Regions from separate parts of the Mus musculus genome. Here region 2 is linked to region 1. A link is a loop called in an ENCODE intact Hi-C map of the cell type or tissue named here. Cell type or tissue: heart. All regions are shown on one strand. Links, peaks and the distances in the headings refer to the core of each region. The heading gives the core; the rest is flanking DNA. Region 1 has its middle 100 kb from the start of Gm23680. Region 2 overlaps Utrn (utrophin).

The links. Hi-C counts contacts between places; a loop is a spot of excess contacts. Peaks named below come from ENCODE experiments on the same cell type or tissue, not always from the same donor. Only the 100,000 strongest peaks of a DNase experiment are listed, where the experiment ranks them.
Region 2: a loop joins it to region 1, with 7 times the contacts of the local background. A loop is called at or near these places in 4 of 42 quality-filtered maps.

The regions. Positions count from the first base shown.
Region 1 is chr10:12,255,603-12,267,557 of GRCm38, reverse strand. No RefSeq gene overlaps it. Among named protein-coding and RNA genes, the nearest start is that of Gm23680, 100 kb to the left of the region's middle. In heart, for the core only: a CTCF peak has its summit at 7,074 (motif pointing left); no DNase peak of the experiment used is centred there.
Region 2 is chr10:12,606,934-12,618,888 of GRCm38, reverse strand. All of the region lies in intron 50 of Utrn (utrophin), which reads left to right. Among named protein-coding and RNA genes, the nearest start is that of Gm25139, 240 kb to the right of the region's middle. In heart, for the core only: CTCF peaks have their summits at 2,920 (motif pointing right) and 6,236 (motif pointing right); no DNase peak of the experiment used is centred there; H3K4me3 peaks cover 974 bases; H3K27ac peaks cover 477 bases.

The sequences.
Region 1 (11,955 bases), core at 2,750-10,749:
TCTATCATCATCATGAGAAATGTTTTTAAATCTGGGTCTAGATTTTCGGTTGTGTTGGGGTGCCCAGGACTAGGTGGGGTGGGAGTGCTGCGTTCTGATGATGGTGAGTGGTCTTGATTTCTGTTAGTAGGATTCTTACGTTTGCCTTTCGCCATCTGGTAATCTCTGAAGCTAGCTGTTTTAGTTGTCACTGTTAAGAGCTTGTTCTTCAGGTGACTCTGTTAGCCTCTATGAGCAGACCTGGAGGGTAGCACTCTCCTTAGTTTCAGTGGGCAGAGTATTCTCTGCAGGCAAGCTCTCTTCTTGCAAGGCAGGTACCCAGATATCTGGTGTTCGAACCAGACTCCTGGCAGAAGTTGTGTTCCACTCACTAGAGGTCTTAGGATCACGTGTGGAATCCTGTGTGGGCCCTTGCGGGTGTCAGGCGACTCAGCTGGCAAGGTAGCCGGGGCTCGAGTGGAGTGGAAGGGGTTTGTGCCCCAGATCAAGCCCGGGTAGCCTGCTTCCCTATGTACCGCAGTCTCAAGTTCCACGCGATTGGATTGGGGTAGGCGCTGTGTTCCACTCACCAGAGGTCTTAGGGTCCCGTGGGGAGACCCGTGTGGGCCCTTGCGGGTGTTGGGCAAGACTCTGCTGGCAAGGTAGCCCGGGGCTCGAGTCTCGAGTCGAGCGGAAGGGACTTGTGCCCCAGATCAGGCCCGGGTAGCCTGCTTCCCTATGTACCGCAGTCTCGAGTTCCGCGCGATTGGATTGGGGCAGGCACTGTGGTCCACTCACCAGAGGTCTTAGGGTCCCGTGGGGAGTCCCGTGTGGACCCTTGCGGGTGTTGGGCAAGACTCTGCTGGCAAGGTAGCCCGGGGCTCGAGTCTCGAGTCGAGTGGAAGGGACTTGTGCCCCAGATCAGGCCCGGGTAGCCTGCTTCCCTATGTACCGCAGTCTCAAGTTCCGCGCGATTGGATTGGGGCAGGCACTGTGATCCACTCACCAGAGGTCTTAGGGTCCCGTGGGGAGTCCCGTGTGGACCCTTGCGGGTGTTGGGCAAGACTCTGCTGGCAAGGTAGCCTGGGGCTCGAGTCTCGAGTCGAGCGGAAGGGCGAAGTTCTCTATCTTTGTTGGGTCTTTCTGTGGTTTAGGTATCAGAGTAATAGTGGCTTCATAGAATGAATTGGGTAGAGTACATTCTGTTTCTATTTTGTGGAATAGTTTGAGAAGAATTGGAATTAGATCTTTGAAAGTCTGATAGAACTCTGCACTAAACCCATCTGGTCCTGGGCTATTTTTGGTTGGGAGACTATTAATGACTGTTCTATTTCTTTAGGGAATATGGGACTGTTTATATCATTATGATGATCCTGATTTAACTTTGTTACCTGGTAACTGTCTAGAAATTTGTCCATTTCATCCAAGTTTTACAGTTTTGTTGAGTATAGCCTTTTGTAGAAGGATCTGATGGTGTTTTGGATTTCTTCAGGATCTGTTGTTATGTCTCCCTTTTCATTTCTGATTTTGTTAATTAGGATGCTGTCCCTGTGCCTTCTAGCTAGTCTGGCTAAGGGTTTATCTATTCTGTTGATTTTCTCAAAGAACCAGCTCCTCGTTTGGTTAATTCTTTGAATAGTTCTTCTTGTTTCCACTTGGTTGATTTCCCCCATGCGTTTGATTATTTCCTGCCATCTACTCCTCTTGGGTGAATTTGCTTCCTTTAGTTTTAGAGCTTTTAGGTGTGTTGTCAAGCTGCTAGTGTGTGCTCTCTCTAGTTTCTTTTTGGAGTCACTCAGAGCTATGAGTTTTAATCTTAGAAATGCTTTCATTATGTCCCATAAGTTTGGGTATGTTGTGGCTTCATTTTCATTAAACCCTAAAAATTCTTCAATTTCTTTCTTTATCCTTTCTTTACCAAGGTATCATTGAGAAGAGTGTTGTTCAGTTTCCACATGAATGTTGGGTTTCTATTATTTACGTTGTTATTGAAGATCAGCCTTAGTCCATGGTGATCTGATAGGATTCATGGGAGGATTTCAATATTTTTGTATCTGTTAAGGCCTGTTTGTGACCAATTATATGGTCAATTTTGGAGGAGGTAGAATGAGGTGCTGAGAAGAAGGTATATCCTTTTGTTTTAGGATAAAATGTTCTGTAGATATCTGTTAAGTCCATTTATTTCATCACTTCTGTTAGTTTCACTGTGTCCCTGTTTAGTTTTTGTTTCCACGATCTGTCCATTGATGAAAGTGTGGTGTTGAAGTCACCTACTATTATTGTGTGAGGTGCAATGTGTGCTTTGAGCTTTACTAAAGTCTCTTTAATGAATGTGGCTGCCCTTGCATAGATATTCAGAATTGAGCGTTCCTCTTGGAAGGTTTTACCTTTGATGAGTATGAAGGGCCCCTCTTTGTCTTTTTTGATAACTTTGAGTTGGAAGTCGATTTTATTTGATATTAGAATGGCTACTCCAGCTTGTTTCTTCAGACCATTTGCTTGGAAAATTGTTTTCCAGCCTTTCACTCTGAGGTAGTGTCTGACTTTTTCCCTGAGATGGGTTTCCTGTAAACAGGAAAATTTTGGGTCCTGTTTGTGTAGCCAATCTGTTAGTCTATGTCTTCTTATTGTGGAATTGAGTCCATTGATATTAAGAGATATTAAGGAAAAGTAATTGTTGCTTCCTAATATTTTTATTGTTTCAGTTGGCATTCTGTTCTTGTGGCTCTCTTCTTTTAGGGTTGTTGAAGGATTACTTTCTTGCTTTTTCTAGGGCGTAGTTTCTGTCTTTGTATTTTTTTTTTGTTGTTGTTATTATCTTTTGAAGGGCTGGATTCATGGAAAGATATTGTGTGAATTTAGCTTTGTCATGGAATACTTTGGTTTCTCCTTCTATGGTAATTGAGAGTTTAGTTGGGTATAGTAGACTGGGCTGGGATTTGTGTTCTCTTAGGGTCTGTATAACATCTGTCCAGGATCTTCTTGCTTTCATAGTCTGGTGAGAAGTCTGGAGTAATTCTAATAGGCCTGCCTTTTATGTTACTTGACATTTTTCCCTTGCTGCTTTTAATATTTTGTCTTTATTTAGTGTATTTGTTTTTCTGATTATTATGTGTCAGGAGGCATTTCTTTTCTCATCCAGTCTATTTGGAGTTCTGTAGACTTCTTGTATGTTCATGGGCATCTCTTTTTTTAGGTTTGGAACGTTTTCTTTTATAATTTTTTGAAGATATTTGCTGGCCCTTTAAGCTGAAAATCTTAATTCTCATCAACTCCTATTATCCTTAGGTTTGGTCTTCTCATTGTGTCCTGGATTTTCTGGATGTTTTGAGTTAGGATCTTTTTGCATTTTGCATTTTCTTTGATTGTTGTGTCCTTGTTCTCTATGGAATCTTCTTCACCTGAGATTCTCTCTTCCATCTCTTCTATTCTGTTTCTGATGCTTGTATCTGTGGTTCCTGATTTCTTTCCTAGGGTTTCTATCTCCAGATTTGTCTCCCTTTGGGATTTCTTTATTGTTTCTAGTTCCGTTTTTATATCCTGCCTGGTTTTGTTCAATTCTATCTCCTGTTTGGAAATGTTTTCCTGTAACTCTCTAAGACATTTTTGTGTTTCCTTTTTAAAGACTTCTAGCTATTTGCCTGTGTTTTCCTGTATTTCCTTCTTAGGATCCTCCATCATCATCTTAAGAAGTTACTTTAGATCCATGTCTTGCTTTTCTGGTGTGATAGTGTATTCAGGACTTGTTATGGTGGGAGAGTTTGGTTCTGATGATGCCAAATAACCTTGGTTTCTGTTGCTTCTGTTCTTAAGCTTGCCTCCTGCCATCTGATTATCTCAAGTATTTGCTGTCCTCAAAATATCTGATTGGAGCCTCTCCTTACTATAATCCCAGTTGATTCAGGACTCCTCAGAGTCCAGCTTTCTCTGTGATCCTTTGCTGTGGGCTCCTGTGAACCTGAAATTCTGAGTGTGTCAGAGTTCTTGGCAGTCAAGTTCCTCTGAGACACTGAAATACTGGTGTGACCAAGCTCCTTTCATCCTGTGATCCTGTTGTCAATGATCCTGGGAGTGCCTGGAAGTGGTGTCTCCTTTGAGGAGCGTGGAGCTGTCTGGTCATTGGTCCTAAGATCTCATGGAGAGTCCTCTAGGGACCTTGGGGATGTCTGCCAGCTCCGCACACAAGGTGACCAGGTACTGGCACCAACTGGAAGGGACTTGTGACCCTGGTCAGGCTGGTTTTCTGCTTCCCTAATGCTGTCTCAGGTCCCAAGAGTGGTTGGATTAGAACAGAAGTTGTGTTTCACTCACCAGAGGTCCTAAGAAGCATGGAGAGTCCTCTAGGGACCTTGGGGGTGTCCTCTGACTCTGCACCCAAGGTGACCTGGTGCTGGTGCCGACCAGAAGGGATTTGTCAGGTTTGTGTTCTTAATAAATGATCCAGTGTGTGGTATTTTTCTGGAACTCTTTTGAACTTGTTATTTGAAAATATATTCATATGCTGTAAGGTTTGTCTGGACTTTGGGTTTGATTTGATCACAAGACTATAACTCACCACAGGATTAATGTCTTACAAAAGAAAAGACCCTGGGACCATTTTGTCTTTCTATAATGGATAGAGATGTATTGCTTAGTGCAGTACTAAAAATATGTTTTATGATAGGCTTCTCAAAAAACTTTTACACACATATTCATCCATATATTCATTATATCCTGGTGTACTCAATACATACTATACAACCCATGAAGCAAGAAAATAGGTAATATTCTTTGTAATAAAGTCTGTATTGCTCCTTGATATTCACATATTTATAATGTTTGCTTGGGCATTTATTTTAGTTTACAGATCTTTTGCTCCTATATTATGGTCTCTGATCTTGTGTTTTTATGGGATTTCTGTGTGCAAATTGTGCATGTCTACACCTGTATGTGTTTCTTGGTTTTTTTTTTTTTTTGGTTCCTTTTCCCCATGTTTGTTTGTTTGTCCTATTTTGGTTTGTTTGTTTTTATTTAATATTTCATTTTATTTTTAGATGCCTGCTTGTTTTCTAATGAGAAAGAGATATCAATGTTTTTTGTTTTTGTTTTTTGTTTTTTGATAGGATTTCCCTGTAGCTCTGGCTGTCCTGGAACTCACTATGTAGACCAGGCTGGCCTTGAACTCAGAAATCTGCCTGCCTCTGCCTCCCAAGTGCTGGGATTAAAGGTGCGCACTACCATGACTGGCTGAGATATCAAGGTTGTGGATTTGGATCACAGCTGGTACATATCTGGGAGAAGTTGAGGGAAGGAAAACTACAATCAGAATATATTGTAAGGAAAAAATTATTTTAAATATTTATTCCATTCATTTTCTATTTAAAAAATAATTCTGGTCAGCCCCAGCACGGGGTCACCTTGGGCGTGGTGTCCCCAGAGCATTCTCCATGGGATCTTAGGACCTCTGGTGAGTGGAACACAACTTCTGCCAGGAGGCAGGTTCGAACACCAGATATCTGGGCACCTTCCCTGCAAGAGGAGAGCTTGCCTGCAGAGAGTGCTCTAACCACTGAAACTCAGGAGAGAGCTAGTCTCCCAGGTTTGCTGATAGAGGCTAACAGAATCACGAGAGGATCAAGTTCTAACCAGAGACAACTATAACAACTGACTCCAGAGATTACCAGATGGCGAGAGGCAAATGTAAGAATCTTACTAACAGAAGCCAAGACCACTCACCATCATCAGAACGCAGCACTCCCACCTCACCCAGTCCTGGGCACCCCAACACACCTGAAAAGCTAGACCCGGATTTAAAACCATATCTCATGATGATGGTAGAGGACATCTAGAAGGACTTTAATAACTCACTTAAAGAAATACAGGAGAACACTGCTAAAGAGTTACAAGTCCTTAAAGAAAAATACAAAAACACAACCAAACAGGTAGAAGTCCTTAAAGAAAAACAGGAAAACACATCCAAACAGGTGATGGAAATGAACAAAACCATACTAGACCTAAAAAGGGAAGTAGACACAATAAAGAAACCCAAAGTGAGGCAACGCTGGAGATAGAAACCCTAGGAAAGAAATCTGGAACCATAGATGCAAGCATCAGCAACAGAATACAAGAGATGGAAGAGAGAATCTCAGGTGAAGAAGATTCCATAGAGAACATGGACACAACAATCAAAGAAAATGCAAAATGCAAAAAGATCCTAACTGAAAACATCCAGAAAATCCAGGACATAATGAGAAGACCAAACCTACGGACAGTAGGAGTAGATGAGAATGAAGATTTTCAACGTAAAGGGCCAGCAAATATCTTCAGCAAAATAATAGAAGAAAACTTCCCAAACTTAAAGAAAGAGGTGCCCATGAACATACAAGAAGCCTACAGAACTCCAAAGAGACTGGACTAGAAAAGAAATTCCTCCTGACACATAATAATTAGAACATCATATGCACTAAATAAAGATAGAATATTAAAAGCAGTAAAGCAAAAAGGTCAAGTAACATATCAGAATTACACCAGACTTTTCAACAGAGACTATGAAAGCCAGAAGATCCTGTATAGATGTTATACAGACACTAAGAGAACACAAATGCCAGCCGAGGCTACTATATCCAGCCAAATTTTCAGTTAACATAGATGGAGAAACCAAAGTATTTTATGACAAAACCAAATTCACACATTATCTTTCCACAAATCCAGCCCTTCAAAGGATAATAACAGAAAAAAACCAATACAAGGACGGAAACCATGGATAAATATAGTAAAAATGGCTATCTTGCCAAAAGTAATCTACAGATTCAATGCGATCCCCATCAAAATTCCAACTCAATTCTTCAACGAGTTAGAAAGAGTAATCTGCAAATTCATCTGGAATAACAAAAAACCTAGAATAGCCAAAACTCTTCTCAAGGATAAAAGAAGCTCTGGTGGAATCACCATGCCTGACCTAAAGCTGTACTACAGAACAATTGTGATAAAAACTCCATGGTACTGGTATAGCAACAGACAAGTAGACCAATGGTATAGAATTGAAGACCCAGAAAGAACCCACACACCTATGGCCACCTGATCTTTGACAAGGGAGCTAACACCATCTAGTGGAAAAAAGACAGCTTTTTCAACAAATGGTGCTGGCACAACTAGCGGTTAACATGTAGAAAAATGTGAATTGATCCATTCCTATCTCCTTGGACTAAGGTCAAATCTAAGTGGATCAAGGAACTCCAAATAAAACCAGAGACACTGAAACTTGTAGAGGAGAAAGTGGGGAAAATTCTCAAAGATATAGGCACAAGGGAAAAATTCCTGCATAGAACAGCAATGGCTTGTGCTGTAAGATTGAGAATTGACAAATGGGACCTCATAAAATTGCAAAGCTTCTGTAAGGCAAAGGACACCGTCAATAAGATAAAAAGGCCACCAACAGACTGGAAAAGGATCTTTACCTATCCTAAATCAGATAGGGGCCTAGTATCCAATATATATAAAGAACTGAATAAGGTGGACTCCAGAAAATCAGATAACCACATTAAAAAATGGGGCTCAGAGATAAACAAAGAGTTCTCACGTAAGGAATACGGAATGGCTGAGAAGCACCTGATCAAATGTTCAGCATCCTTAATCATCAGGGAAATGCAAATAAAAACAGCCCTGAGTTTCCACCTCACACCAGTCAGAATGGCTAAGATGACAAATTCAGGTGACAGCAGATGCTGACGAGGATGTGGAAAAGAGAAACACTCCTCCATTGCTGGTGGGATTGCAAGCTTGTACAACCACTCTGGAAATCAATCTGGCCGTTCCTCAGAAAATTGGACATAGTACTACCAGAGAATCCCACAATACCTCTCCTGGGCATATATCTAGAAGATGTTCCAACCGGTAAGAAAGACACATGCTCCACTATGTTCATAGCAGCCTTATTTATAATAGCCAGAAGCTGGAAAGAACCCAGATGCCCCTCAACAGAGGAATGGATACAGAAAATGTGGTACATTTACACAATGGAGTACAACTCAGCTATTAAAAACAATGAATTTATGAAATTCCTAGGCAAATGGATGGACCTGGAGGGTATCATCCTGAGTGAGGTAACCCAATCATAAAAGAACTCACATGAAATGTACTCACTGATAAGTGGATATTAACCCAGAATCTTAGAATACCCAAGATACAAGATACAAAGCACATGAAACTCAAGAAGAATGAAGACCCCAGTGTGGACACTTTGCCCCTTCTTAGAATTGGGAACAAAACACCCATGGAAGGAGTTACAGAGACAAAGTTTGGAGCTGAGACAAAATGATGGACCATCTAGAGACTACCATATCCGGGGATCCATCCCATAATCAGCCACCAAAGGCAGACACCATTGCATACACTAGCAAGATTTTGCTGAAAGGACCCTGATATAGCTGTCTCTTGTGAGACTATGCTGGGGCCTAGCAAACACAGAAGTGGATGCTCACAGTCAGCTATTGGATGGATCACAGGGCCCCCAATATAGGAGCTAGAGAAAGTATCCAAGGAGCTAAAGGGATCTGCAACCCTATAGGTGGAACAACAATACGAACTAACTAGTACCCCCTGGAGCTCATGTCTTAGCTGTATATGTATCAGAAGATGGCCTAGCCAGCCATGAGTAGAAAAGAGGCCCATTGGTCTTGCAAACTTTATATTCCTCAGTACAGGGGAACACCGAGGCCAAGAAGTGGGAGTGAGTGGGTAGGGGAGTGGGGGGGGGGTGTGGGGGACTATTGGGATAGCATTGGAAATGTAAATGAGAAAAATACCTAATTAAAAAAATAAAAAAAATAGTTCTGTATTACCAATTGATTTTCACAGACCTCTATGACTGATTTTTTTGATGTCTTTGTTCTTATATAGACAGCCTATGTGTAAAATTGGTGAATCAATATTGGCTCTATATGATAAGTTCTTAATATTTACATTTACATTAATGAATAAGAATGAAATGAAATGAAGCAATGGATGTGTGTACTTGATGCCCACTATGCTCTAATGAGTTTAGCAGCCCCTAGCACCAACTACTAAGAGAATGACTCTCAATTTTGAGTGCTATTCATATTTTATTGGCAACAGACACACTTAAATTGAGTCTATATTATTACTATCCCATACATCACTTTCTTATGTTTAGATTACCCAAAGAAATGAATAAGTCAATCTCTTGACAGCTACCAGAATCAATTTAAAGCTATTGACATGCCACCAATTGCCAAGCAGTGAAAGAGTGTAAAAGAGCAAACCATCATGTGTTATCACTATTGCAGTGGTACAAGAGTCACAAGAAACCCCACAGGTACAAGTAACAGGAAAAATGCAGTAAGAGAAGAAGGCTGTGAAAAGTTTTGAGTCATTTGTCATTCCTGTATTTAGTAACTCATCTCATGGTAAGTTTACATGACTTAATTTTACAAAATGCTTTTATTTCACAAAGTTCCTGAAAAGCCAAAAATCAGTTAGGTCTTGTTATCCAGTGTAAGTGGACTTCAGCTCCCCCATTGCCGCAGAACCTCTGGGCGCCTTTGTCTGCATGGAATGGGTCTCTGGTCACAGGTGTGCAAGGAGTTGGAGGAAATGAATAACAGACAGACGCAACACGAGAGGTTGTGTAGAATCTGAATGTAATTTGTCAAATTGAGCATCAAATTTTTTATACAGAAGAAAGTAGGGAAGTTAGGTGACACATCGGCAAGGTACAAATGAGGTTACCGGATGCTTAATGACTCTTACACAAAACAGAGGAATGTAAACACAAAGACTGGCAGGAACTAGGCAATAAAATAACTGAGACAAAGTCAGCCCTATCTAAGGTCAGCTATAGTCTTAGAAGCCAGGTGTGAGGTCTTTACACTCCTAGGGCAAGGACTTTCACACCCAAGTCATGGTTCTACTTAGGGAGTTCCATTCTTGCTAACCATCTCATGAATAATTCAATACTCTAAAACCACAGCCCGATCTACTTTCCAAACCATTGTAAATTCCTGTATATGGTAGCAACTTGGCTTTTATTCTAAGTGATAGTGTAATACCAAAGGCAATTCTGAATGTCACTGAATAGGCAACATTCTTACTGAATTCCAAGCCCATGGTCAGCTTATGGACTTTCTAGGACGTTGAACACTGATGAAGGCTTAGCTATGTCAGAATTCAATTTTAAAAGGCACTTATAATAAGATAATACTAAAAGAGAGCATGTGGATCCATACACCAGACTAACTTGGGAATAGAGTATGAGTATATGGGTTAATGAGAACACCAAAACTCCAGGAGATGAGCTTCCCTGAAACTCTTTGCCTCGAGAGCGCTTCCAGGCCTCTCGGCCTACCAAGCAGACTTCACCGGAGTATGCGTGGCACCCCGTGGCCACATCTTGTAAATAGTGACACATCCTAATGAGGAGAAATTAGAGCTGAAATGGCCACAGGAATCAGCCTGTCCAAAATGGCGGCTGCAGAGTGAGGGATCAGATGTGTTGTAGTTTGAGGAGGAGACTGTACTGTAGAGTGGGTTCTGGTCTGTGTCCTAGGCTCCTTTGGTGTGAGCTGCTGAAGCCATTTTAAACAAATGTAGGTCCACACGGGGGGAATTTGACAGTGAGTGGCAATAGTGTGGACTATTAAATACCAGGTCATCTTTGGTTACCATACCATACTTGTAGTATATGTTCTTGAAAGGGAAGCAGAAGGAAACTAGGAAGAAAGGCAGTGACTTTAGGATGTTGCATCTTATATGTAAAGACTCTAAGACCCTAAGGCAATTTTAGAGCTTTGGGGATGTGTAGGCCATCCCTTAGAGAAAGATGTTTTTCTTCTTTTCCATGTATTTAGAAGCAAATTGACTGAAGGTGAGCATGGAAAAGACACAGTTTTAGGCCAGAAATAATTCTTCAGAGTTGTGCTTATGCAGAGAGAGTGAAAAGTTGAAATCATCTCCATCTGGGACTGGAATTATAATCACTAAAAACAGCTAACTGTTATGGATTTATTGCATATTTATCATATGCTAAGCATTTGACTTGCATAATTTCACCTAAGCTTTACAACCACCTTAGGAAATATATCCTTTCCCATCACTTTTCAGACAGGGAAGCACATAAGCTGAGAGACACAAGACACAGAACCGCAGGTAGAAAGGGGACACAGCTGGTTTTGTAGAAATCACCAACCTTTAGATCCGGAGTAGTCAGTGTATATTTTGCCTTGGCTTCCCGTTTCTTGGGACCATGAACAAGGCTATATATTTACTGGTTAGATGATAGTAAAAACCAAGAACATGGGGAGAATGAGTCTTAGTTCTCTTCACTATTTACATATAATACATACACCTCACACTCTTTCAATTGATTCTACTACCATTTAAAAACTGGGTCAAGTCAGGTATGGTGGGGCATGCCTGTAATTCTAGCAATCAGAAGGCTGCTCTAAAGGCTTGCCATGTGTATGAGGCTAGCTTCTATTATGCAGTAAGTTTAAGGATAACCTGGGCTACATGATGATGCCCTGTTTCACAACATCAGCAACATAAAGTCCAAAAGCCCAGGCAGCATTATCACTGTTGTGGAGTGAATGTTTGTGTCCTTTCTGATGTGATGACATCCTAGTGCCAACTCCCCCATCCCCTTACCTCCACCCCAGCTTTGGAGATAGCTAAGTAACATTGGATTTTATCTTGAAGATTGGACTTTATAGTAAAATTATTACCCTTATAAAAGAGACCCGAGATCTCTGCTCTACACCATGTGAGCATGGAAGAAGTCATGGAACCCTCTGAGAATCAATGTCTCACTGGACAATTGTGCTGCTTTGATCCTGAACTTTCCCACCTACAGAGCCATGGGAAGAACATCTCTGTTTTTAAGTCATCCAGCATATGGCAGTTTGTTATAGGAGCATGAGCAGAGGTGACGATCACTGACAGCAACAACAGAGTAAAGCGAATAATAAAAGCGTCCTCAGAGTC
Region 2 (11,955 bases), core at 1,396-9,395, 350 kb before region 1:
ACCAGAGCTCCAGCTCCTCTCCATTTTTAATGAATATTCAAGCTATGGGAAAAATAAATTTAAATAGAAATGGTGGGAATCTTTTAAATAAAAATAACTAAGCTGGGGATTACTTGTCTTATGGCAAACATTGACAGCCCAAGGAGGCTGTTGGCTAATGGATGGAGAGAAAATGTGTACGGTAATTGCTTCTCAAAAATAATCTGATGTTGCTAACATAGTCTGTTTGGGCTCATACGAAGGCAGGCCTTTGCTAACAGCTGAGTCAGATATCTGTTTATCTGAAGACAAACGTGGAATGTGTCCAGGATGCCTCACAGTATGGTGATCTCTGTGGCTTCCACCTTCTGCTCTTCTAGATTGGATACTCTTAGTTTATAGCCCTCCCATTGTTTGACTAAAACAAAAAAATTAATCCAATGACTTTGTTTCTGGCACTGTATAGATAGATGGTTGTTAGATATGTAGTGGCACTGGCTGAGCATTTCTGAGATAAAGGAATTTAAATTTTCCCATGGGTTTGTAGTTTATTTCTCGTTTGTGTGCATGATTTCAAATGGAAACGTGTTCAGAAATGGAAAGGTATGTGAGGAAATCAGAAAAGACCTGAAATCATGAAATAAATTTACTGGTGTTGAGCTGCTGCTGGTGGTGGTGAGCCAGCCATCTGAGATTTCTGTGTAAGGTGTGGTGTTTACTTCATTGTACTCTTGTTGCATGATCAGGAGATGGATGGATCTATTCTGATAGCCATTATCTATCTATTTATCTATCTATTTATCCATCTGTCATCTATCTATCTATTCATCCATCTGTCATCTATCTATCTATGCATCCATCTATTATCTATCTATCCATCTATCACCTATCTATCTATACATCCATCTATCATCTATCTATCTATCCATCCATCATCCATCAATGCATCCATCTATTCATTCATCAATGCATCCATTCATCTATCATCTATCTATCTATCTATCTATCCGTCCATCTGTATCTATTTGTCCTGAGATGACATGTTCACTGTTTGTATTTGATTAGCATTTTGTGCCAACCAGATATAAAGCCCCACAGAGGTATTTCATGGAGATACAGTTTATACCGTGTTCAGTTTAAAGATGATTCTGAATATATTTTAATAAAGAAGGGCTTGGAAGCACAATGGTGGTTGAAGCCTTTCTGGACCATTTCTTTTATGGACATTTGGTCATTTGGACTCTTGTATTTATGTTTTGGTTTTTCTTCTAGGCAGAGGACTTTCAGTAAGAGAAAATTTGATTTTGATGACTTGCTGGAGAGAGATGCTCCTTGAGAGCTGAACTGTACATGGCAGGGTGGTGGTGGTGGTGGTGGTGGTGTGTACCTGGCAGTATAATGTATATTTAATCTGCTGCTGGTGGGAGATGTCATAAAGGGGATTAGGCCAGAGAGTGAGGTATTATAGCCTCCAAGTTACAGGAATCTAGCTGACGACTCTGTGAGGAATGGATTTGTCCTCAGTGACAGAGACAGTAAGGGTACCTGCTAGGTTCATTTGTGCTAGATGTGATAGTAGCTAGAAGTACAGCCCTGCAGGAGTTGAAGGCCTTGGGAGGAGGTGAACATGAGATGTGTGTGGTAATCCAATGTAGTTGGTATCATAGGAGAAGAAGGTAACAGGAGAGACTTGTTTGGACTTGAAGGGATGGCACGTTCTTCTATTTTGATTAAAGCAGAATAAAGTGTTAAGAGTAGCCTCCCGTAGAAGGTGCCAAATTTGGCTCTTTTATTTTAAGAAGAAACTGTTGTTGATTTAAAAACTCAATTTATTAATTGACGCATTTGTCTTAATTTTCATTGCCACAGTCTAGGGCATTCATTATTTTAATTACATTTAGTTGTAAGCTCTATTTATTGCAGTATCAACTACTGAGAAGTGTTAGTTCTTTTCCGGATAAGCTTCGGAGTCCCTATGGCCTTTGCGGAGTGGATGTGAGAATGTGCTGGATTTGATCCGAAAGTCTTTGTCTTTCACAGTCTTCCGCTTGTCCTGCCCTGTGCTTGCTGCTAGCTACGTGTTCTACTTCTATTGTAGGAGACAGAAGATCGTTCAGTTCTACCACTGCACCCAACTTGTGGGGTGAACCCCCGTTTCACTTGCTGGCTCTGGAACAGGAATTATACAAGTTAAGCATCCCCAACTTAAAAAAAAAAAAAGCAAAAACCAAAAAACCAAAAAGCTGAAACCAAGATACTCTAAACTCTGTAAGTTGTTAAATGCTAACATGATGTCCTACATGTTCTATACCGTGACAGTTTCTTCCATGCATAGAATCACTAATAATGCTATAAAAACCATCCTCAGGGTTGTGCTTAAGGTCTGTGTGAAACACAATTGACTTATCTGTAGGCTTGGGTCCCACCCCTGGAATACCTCAGTGTATTTATGCAACTATTTTATTCCATGATGGGGAAAAAAACAAAAACTAAAAAACCAAAAAACCAAAAAAAACCAAAACCAAAACAAAACCAAAAAAAAACCCCAAAAAACAAAAAACAAACAACAAACAAAAACAACCAAATCCTGAAGCTTCAAGCACTCCTGGGCTCAAGCCTTTCATGTGAACGATGCTCAACTTGTAAGTTCATATTTTTTATATCTAGTCATCTATCTGTTATTTACATACTGCCCTGTCTATGTACATTCTATAATTCAGTTTTTTGTACACTCAAAGATGTACAGCCATAGCTGCGGTCGACATAGAACAAACACGCACCCCCCAGAAGTCCACTTCCCTTTAGGATCAGTTCCCGTTCTCAACCCTTCAGACCCTGACCTTGTTTTATCACTAACTAATCTGTATTCCTATCTAACTAAGAACAAGCACTTTCCATTATGTTAATGGAATGTCTCTGGCTTTGGCAGCCTCACCAGGAGGAGGCAGTATAGGTTCTCAATAAGGAGCTGATGGCAAATTATACATACACAGGCTGAAGTTTGATGAACCAGCTCTATTTGACCCAATCTAAGACCTTAAATCACACGAGTGTGAAGGACTGAGGAGACAGAGGAAGCAAAAAGAAGTTCCTGAAAATGTCATTTTCCTGACCATAGCATCACAGAGAGGTGAATGAGCAGTGTTCCCTGGGCAATTAGGATAGGCCGGACCTTGATAATGAGAAACATATGGGCTTAGTTTCAGGCTGTGCCCTTTTGCCCAGCCACTTAATCATCCTGGGATACTCTGGTCCTCTAAGATATTGTGCCCAAATTGGTTATCATAGTGCAAAACGTCTCTCAGACATGTATGTATACATGCACATAATACACACACACACACACACACACACACACACACACACACACACACACACACCCTTCATATGATGTACAATTGTTCTCTTGGATTTCCTATATGTGAAATTAAAACAGCTTCAGGACAAACAGAAAGATTACGAAGATGCTGTCTAAGAGGGAGATGGAGGGTGATGCTCTACAGTCATTTGCAGGCTTCTTGTTATTAACTTGGCTGTTTACTTAAGGGGTCCTATTTGATTTCTGGCCTGATTTGCTCCTGTGCAGGGACCTGGAAGCCTATCTTTTGGCTCTGCCTTTGGAGCCGAGGTAAACCTTCATCCCTCCGTAAATATGTTCAGTTTTGTTTTGGATGATGCAATGCCCAGACTGGCTTAAGGTGATTTATTAGCACAGAGTGGGCTTCAGTCTGTCCTTCCAGACAAATCCCTTAGTGCTCCTCAGTGTTTCTACTCATTCCACAAGCACAGCGGGAGCCGCGTTCCACTGGGAGTGCTCGCATCTCTCTGTAAAGCCTCATGTTCCCTGCCACCCGGTCTCCTCATGTAAACTCAGCTACCAGGCATGCACCGTGGCCGTGATGGGGTTCACTCTCTGTCCCCAGGGGAAGTCGCCTTTGTATCTTTAGCTTTAGTGCTTCACTTAATATCCTCTCGTCTCCGGAGCGCTCTCCTTCCCTGCAGCCAGCAGTGCTTGGCCACGCTGCAACTTGCTTCATTTCTGGCCACGCCAGGCTGAGCAGGTCCTGGCTGTGAGCATCTGCTGGGGGCTGTCTGGGTGGCGTTCTTCAGTGTTTTTGTCAAATCAAGAAGTTGATGGACTCCCAGCCTCCTTTTCTCTAGAACCTTAAACCCCCCTTTATCTTTCAAATGCATGTCTGGAAACGAGCATGCTCAGAGAACTGGCAAATCATTGTCCAGTGACCGGGAGGAAATGATCGCTGCTCTTCATTTATAATGCAAATTCTGAGGACTCTTCAGAAGTGTGGTAAACTTAAAATGATGGCGGTGGTGAGAACGTCTCTGCAGAAAGTTGTGGTTTTGTTACATCGTTTACAAAGGATGGCAGTTTCCTCTCCGCGGTACCAGAAGCTCTGCAAGGTAACTGATTGGAAATAGGGAGTGGGTGTCTGAAGAATCCACTGTTGCCTGGCTAGGAAATACTCATCTTTCAGGCTCCTCTGAAGGAAAGGAAAAACTCCCTTTCCAGGCAACTGATTGCAAAAGCTGTTAAAAGAAATCGCTCCATTAAAATTTATTTAAGCCTATGAGACAAGTACTATTTTAGTACATATTTTATTTTACCATCTATAACCTAGTCTTCTGAGATGGGTTGTTTGGAGAAAATATGACAAACTATTTTCATTAAGACCTGTTACCTCTGGGGTACTTTACAATATCTTAATATTTAATGACACATTAATACAATGTTAAGCTCCAGCAAAATCAAGCAGAGAGCTCAGAATGCTCTTTCAACAGATTGCTTACCGTGCTCTTCTTTTTATAGCTGATATTTTCCAATTAAGAAAAGTAATGCCCATTTTAAAAACAAGCTTAGCCCCATTGTAAACATTTCTTATATTCTTGTGTGTCCACATGTCCTAGTTAAAGTTGAAGAACACAATTTTCTGTGGCCAGGTGGGTTAAGTAGTGTTTTAGGATATAACTTGTTTGACAGTTATACATTTTGAATGCAATGTCAGTTATTCTAAACACAAGCCGTCCCACGTCCTCCTGTGTTGTTTTGGGTTAGTATTTGTTATTGCCCATGGTCTTATCTTATTTAGTGTTCGTACTGTCTCCTTATTTTTATAAAAACAAGATGATATGATGCAAAAGGAAGATTATAGCAGCAGCAAATCAAATTTTATGTTATTACAATTTTCTCCCTGTACAATTCTTAGTATGCTTCTAAAGAAGGAATCTTACTGTTCTTTAAAAGATCAACTGATCAGTAATTGGGAAAACTGCCTCTTATCTCATTATTTTTCTGAAGATGTTAAATTTGATGTGTTGAAGCACCTAGGCTCTGCCTATAAAGCAATGGGTCTAGGCTGGGAAGCTGGATTCTGTTAATTTGATTTTTTTTTTTAATCACAGTGTTGTGCTTTACAGTTTGTCTAATTTAATATATGTCTGTCCAGAAACTTACTTTTTAAAATATAATCTTAGGAAATCGATTGATATAGTGAGACGTGCTTTAAAGAGATGCTATATTTTCATTTGTGTTAAGTTAATTAAAGCTTGATCCAACTTATTAATCCAGTCGGAAAAGTACAGAACTAACTGTTGGATATGTTGAGATTTCATCTGCTTAAAGAATCCGTGTGTTTTTGTAAGATGTTTACATTTTCACAAAAAGCCAATTTTGATAATGGAGAAGAAAAATGCATTCACTAAATAAGTATTAGTATTTTACTTTTTAAGTATTGGTATAGATACATGAATCATTAATATATGTTACTTTTTTAAAGCTAAGGATATAAATGTATGAAGCATTAAAAAAAAGCTGGGTTATTATTTTTCTCATCTATTCCCATAAGCACTTTCACAAAAGCAGAGGGGTTTTGAGCTGTAAGGCCATTGGGTGCGTTGACTTCCACACATAAAGCAAAGTTAAGGTGCTGGAGAAAGCTACTAAGTAGTCTTATGATAAGACCCTGAATAAGCACACATCATGTTACTGGAGTCATGGGGAAGTTCACTTCCAACAGGAGTATTCTTTGGGAAGATTTATTGAGATTTGTAATTTCTCAAAGATGCCTTAGAATTTAAATCTTCGGCACGGGCATTACTTTTTGGGAACCTGAGGTTGTCTTATTTGCAATTGAAATTTACCCTTTATATATTCTCTACCCTATGTGAAATTAGCTACTGCTCAGACAGGGAGGGGGGGGGCACACACTTCCAGTACTTTCCAGTAGGTGTCAGTGTCAGGCAGTGATATATGAGGTTTGGGGACTCCAGACAGGGAAGTGGCGTGATGCTGTTGTTGACTATGAATAAATGAACTGGTAGCAGGTATCTTTTATTTATCTTATTGTATGTGGGAAATGGATCCTAATGCATATCATTGTGGATAAAATTATAGGTACAGACTTAAATGTCAGTTGTCCTTCTCTGTTAATGGCATGGTATCTATATCTACTGAGCCTACTTGTTACCAGTGCTGTCACTGTGCTGCAAGTTTGACCAGCTGTACTGTTTATCTGCTTAGCGAGACACTGAATTCTCTTTATTTAAATTGCAAATGTTGTTACAGCTATTTCCCCCTATATCCCTTACATTCTCTAAATTTAGTCTTTTAGAAAGGAAATGTTAAATACTTCAGTGTTTTGCCATAAAAAATACAGAAAGTCTATATTTCAAGTACATTTAAAGACGAGAGAGAGAGAGAGAGAAAGAGAGAGAGAGAGAGAGAGAGAGAGAGAGAGAGAGAAGAGAAGAGTCTATTTTGCGTTCATCTTGGCATTTTGAAAACTGGTGTCTGAATATTTGTACCCTCTTCATCTTTCACATCTTTCTTTTGTCTGTTGTATGGGTATCAGTCATTTATAAGTAAGTGAAAAACGACTGGAAAATTGTGCACAGTATTCTTATTTTGAGTTTTATTTATTTGTATGTATTTCCCCCTGCCTATTTCTCATAGGGAAAGGGACAGGGATGGGCAGAACTTGGGGAAACTGTGGCTCTGAGTAACCCCCCTCCAACTGTACATGGTGTTGTATTTTTTGCTTTTAAAGGTGTTTCTTTCTGGTTATACAATCCCTAAAATTTGGGCAGGAAACAGAAACACATTGGCTGCTGACTTGAGAAGCAGCAGCATTGAAATTGCCCTGATGACCTCGAGCCACCCCACGCTAGATGCTAATTTCTCCTGATTTGGCTTAGATCACTTAGCTTCTTTAAAATATTAATGACTCTAGAGGATAATTTTTCCTCTATTAGAGCACAGTGGACACAAAGCTGGATGTAAGTGACTTTTAAGATTGCTACTGACTTTAACTTGTTTGCATTTTGTGATTATCTTGGCCTGTTTTCAGTCTTTGAATTGAAACCTGATTGAGGTTATGTTGAGTTAGAGAGGAATTTTATAATCCCACCCCCACCCCCACCCCCTCAGGGACATTTTTAATGGCATATTTAATAATTGACGTGGTAAAAAGTAGATTCTTACAAGGTAGATTAGTGGGTGAGTCATAGAACATTGAAAAATAATTAGTATTATAAATTGAGTCCTTCATGACTTCAGCATTTTTATTGATTTAGCTAATTATTTTGATTTAGTTTTATGATTTTTTTGTGCTGCCAGCATATGTATGTAAAACAGTTTCGCTGAAATAATTTTGTGCCCAAACATTTTGTCATGTGTCCTATGAGTTAAAATATTTTAAGCATCCTGGTGTATATTATTAATTCAAGGTTGTGCACAGGTGCCATGAAGAAGGAAACAGCTGTTCAAGAATCATAGAGTGTTGATTTGTTCGTGTGGTCAATATTGTCTTCTTACTGCCCAGACTGATTCGCCCCTTCATTCTGTGCATTTTTCTCCCACCATTGGCTTATTAGTAGGGGACAATGACGGCTTGGAAAGCCAGGGATGACAAGTGATGTTTAAACAAAATCAGTTTCTCCTCCCTGACGTCTGTATATATGTTTGTGTGTGAGAACCACATAGACCCTGTGTGGGTACTTTTATAAAGGGTAACTCTATAACTGAACATATCCCAATCACTCAGTGTTTGACATGACTTTTAAGTTCACATGCTGCCTGGCATCTGTATGTTAATATGAGGTTCATATAAGGTCAAGCATATGTGCTGGACAGTGGTGGCACATGCCTTTAATCCTAGCACTTGGAAGGCAGAGACAGGCTGATTTCTGAGTTCGAGGCCAGCTTGGTCTACAGAGTGAGTTCCAGGACAGCCAGGACTACATGAAGAAACCCTGTCTCGAAAAAACAAAAAAATAAACCAAAACAAAACAAAAAAGGTTGAACATATGTGTTTTGGGGGAAAAAAATAGAACACGTGAGTGGTGCATTTTAAAATAAGCCTTACAGGTTTTACTTTCAGGTGGGGTGTGTTGCTCTCCTTGGATAACTAAACCCTGAAGTGTTTCAGAGCATGAAACAAGCTTGACTTGGCCACAGTCTGAATGTTAAGACAGAGGTATTTTAAGACCATCTGTCAGGCTCCCTTGGTTTCTCTCAGTAACCAAACCGTACACATATTTCTTGAGCCACAGTAAATGGACGTCCTAGCCTGAGGTCCCCTTGATCATGAGTCAGTTCTTGCTTTCATGAGAAGCCAGTGGGTTGGGTAGTTCAGAAGGTGTATGGAGGTGGAGATGCCGTGGAGCAAAATGGCGGATGCGGAGGGATTCACATTTATTCTCCCCTTTCCTTGGTGCTGTTTGTGGTGTCTCATCAGAGATGTGTGAACTCCCAGAACGAGTACTTTCTTAATGCTCTGTCTTCTGCAGTTCCTGCTGAGGTCCAGATTACTGACTCAAAACAGGAGACCTTCCTCCCTGCCTGTGACTGTCACAGGAGTTTTGTTTTGTGGCTTCCCAAAGGGGCAGCAGCTTAGCTGATCTGTGACCTCCCTTTTTACCATAATTCCTCATATCAACGCGAATGTCAAAATTATCTTTTATTACTTAAGTAGTAACATATCGTTAATCAGAAAACCCATGTTACCAATGACTTCACTTATGATTTAATGCAGTGCTTTTTACATGATTAAAAAATAGCCGGGCGTGGTGGTGGCGGACGCCTTTAATCCCAGCACTTGGGAGGCAGAGGCAGGCGGATTTCTGAGTTCGAGGCCAGCCTGGTCTACAGAGTGAGTTCCAGGACAGCCAGGAAAATACAGAGAAATCCTGTCTCGAAAAACACCCCCACCCCCAAATGCCGGTCACAAAGTTAAGTGGTTCTTTAAGAACAAAAAACGTTAGTTGGAACTCTGCGTGACTGACGCGGATACAGTAGGGAGTAAACAGAAAGTTCTTTCTGAGAAGAGAGCTGGCATAGCACTCTAGATTCAGAAAATGCTATTTTGTCATCGTGACTAAAAGCTTGATGACTTGTGTTTCCTCTGGGGTGCAGTTTATTAAGTATCAAATGGAAATTTCCAGCCTGTATGTATGGATCTGAAAGCTATAGGCACGAACCGCTTTCTCTTGGTTCTCGGCAGAGCCCTGCTGGCCTTTCAAAGGGAAGTTAGTTGTTTATATTTAGCTCTGGAAATTAAGCAATTAGCAGGGATAGGAGAATATAGACAATGTCACACCATTGTCGTTTTCTCACTTGCTCGAAGTTTGTTCATCTCAGGCAAGGTAAATGAGTCCAAGTAATTGAAGTTGGAAAGGATGTGGAGTGTGGGAGAGGATTGCTTTTCATTTTTCTTTTTCTAGTTTGTTCAGGTCTGTGAAGTTCTGAAAGACTGATTTGTAACAAAGCTCAGTCACAGAAGCGGACAGTGCTTTTTAATGCTTAATAAATAATTGGCCGCTGTGACAGCATGGCCTGATAAAGCCGGAACGGAATCCCTCTAGAATGGAAAGTGAAGTAGTTGGGTCAGGCCTGGTGGTACAGGTTCTGTACTCTCAGCTAACTGGGAAGCTGAGGCTGGAAGATTGTTCCAGGCCTGGGTGGTTTGTAGAGTGAACTGAAGGTCAGGTTGTATAACTTAGTGACTCTCTGTCTTGTATTGAAATGTTAAAGTATCAAAGCTTTGTGTATTGTGCCAGGTGAACATTTGCCTAACATATGTAAGGCCCTAAGGGCAATTCCCTGCAGTTGCTGGAAGGTGTTGGTTTTCAGGGTGGGTGCCTCCTTCTCCCTGCTCTTCCTCCTTCTCTTCTCCCTCTTCTTCCTCCTTCTCTTCCTCCTCCTCCTAATACATATTTGTGCATGTTTATTATAGAATTGGTAGACAGTTTCTGTGTATAGACACCATGACCTTGACAACTCTTATTAAAAAAACAAAACAAGACAAAACATTTAATTGCGCTGGCTTACAGTATAGAGGTTCAGTCCCTTACCATCATGGTGGGAAGCATGGCAGAGTGCAGGCAGACATGGAGCTGAGGGTTCTATATCTGGATCCTCAAACAGCAGTTGGAGACTGTGTCACACCAGCCACATTTGACCTTATGCTACCTCAAAGCCTGCCCTCACAGTGACACACTTTCTCCAACAAGGCCACACCTCCTCCAAGGAGGCCACAGCTCCTAATACTGTCACTTCCTATGGGCCAAGCACTTATATACATTTGTGTATGGGCTCCATACCTGTTCAACACCACATTCACAAAAGTGACCATCTCTTTTGAGACAGGATCTTTTATTGGCCTGACCTCACCAAGCTGTCCAGACTGGGGTGGATTCTCCCTGTTTAGACTTCCCTAGCTCTGGGATTACAAAGACAGTGCACACACACCACCATACCCAACAAACATTTTTCTGTGGTTTCTGAGAATCAAGCTCAAGTCAAGCACTTTATCCAGTGAGCCACCTTCTCAGGCCATATTTATGGTGTCTGTATTTTTTCCTACTGTAAAAGGACTAGGAAAACAAAAACTGTTGACATAGAAAACCACAGCACAATAAAAATTAACAGGAAAGCAACAACCCTAGACTCCATGGGAAAGCGTCTAATGAAACACGGACAGAGACGCCTAATGAATAGGATTGTAAACGTTCTATGTGTTTTTAAGATAGTGTTAATATATATTTTTATATGTTTTATCTATCATCTATCCATTTATATATCTTCTATTTATCTATCTATCTAATTTATATATCATCTATCTACATATCTTTCATCTATCTATCTATCTATCTATCTATCTATCTATCTATCTATCTATCTTCCTACCTATCATCTGTCTGGGAAAGAAAATTGTCACCAGTTCTATGTAACATCTGGAGAAACAAGCTCTTTTAACTCCACAGTGAAGGCACAGAGTAGGCGATGCTTGGCCAGTACATGATTTAACTGGCACTGTTGACAGGTTTTCTGATTCCAGATTCAGTGTCTCTCTGCATTTCATTTCAGGTGGTCACAGTGGTTATCCTGAGCTACAAAGAACCATGCGGTTGAGGGGTAAAGAAAGAGAAAGTAGCTTAAGTCATTGCTATACTTTCTTTTAGTTATCATTCGTTGTATTTTCACTGTACTAGGAAGGAAATCCCCTGTGTAGATGTTTCATCACCCGTAGTCTTGGGCATGCCTAGGTACTTGTTCTCATCTTGAAGTTGAAAAAACAATGAGCAACTGGGCTGTGGTGGCGCACGCCTTTAATCCCAGTACTCGGGAGGCAGAGGCAGGTGGATTTCTGAGTTTGAGGCCAGCCTGGTCTACAAAGTGAGTTCCAGGACAGCCAGGGCTACACAGAGAAACCCTGTCTCGAAAAACCAAAAAAAAAAAAAAAAGAAAAAAAAAAAAAGAAAAACAATGAGCTACATTATTTTTGAAACTATTTTGGCTATATGAACGTTTTTGTTTCCAGTTTCTATAGGCTTTTTTTTTCCCCCCTAATGGATTCATTTCTCAGCTTTGTACAAAGGATGGATTGGCTCATTTTAATGCAAATTGATATAGTTGGTTCTGGGTTTTGATTCATAATTTAGCTTGGTTTGAGTCTCAATACC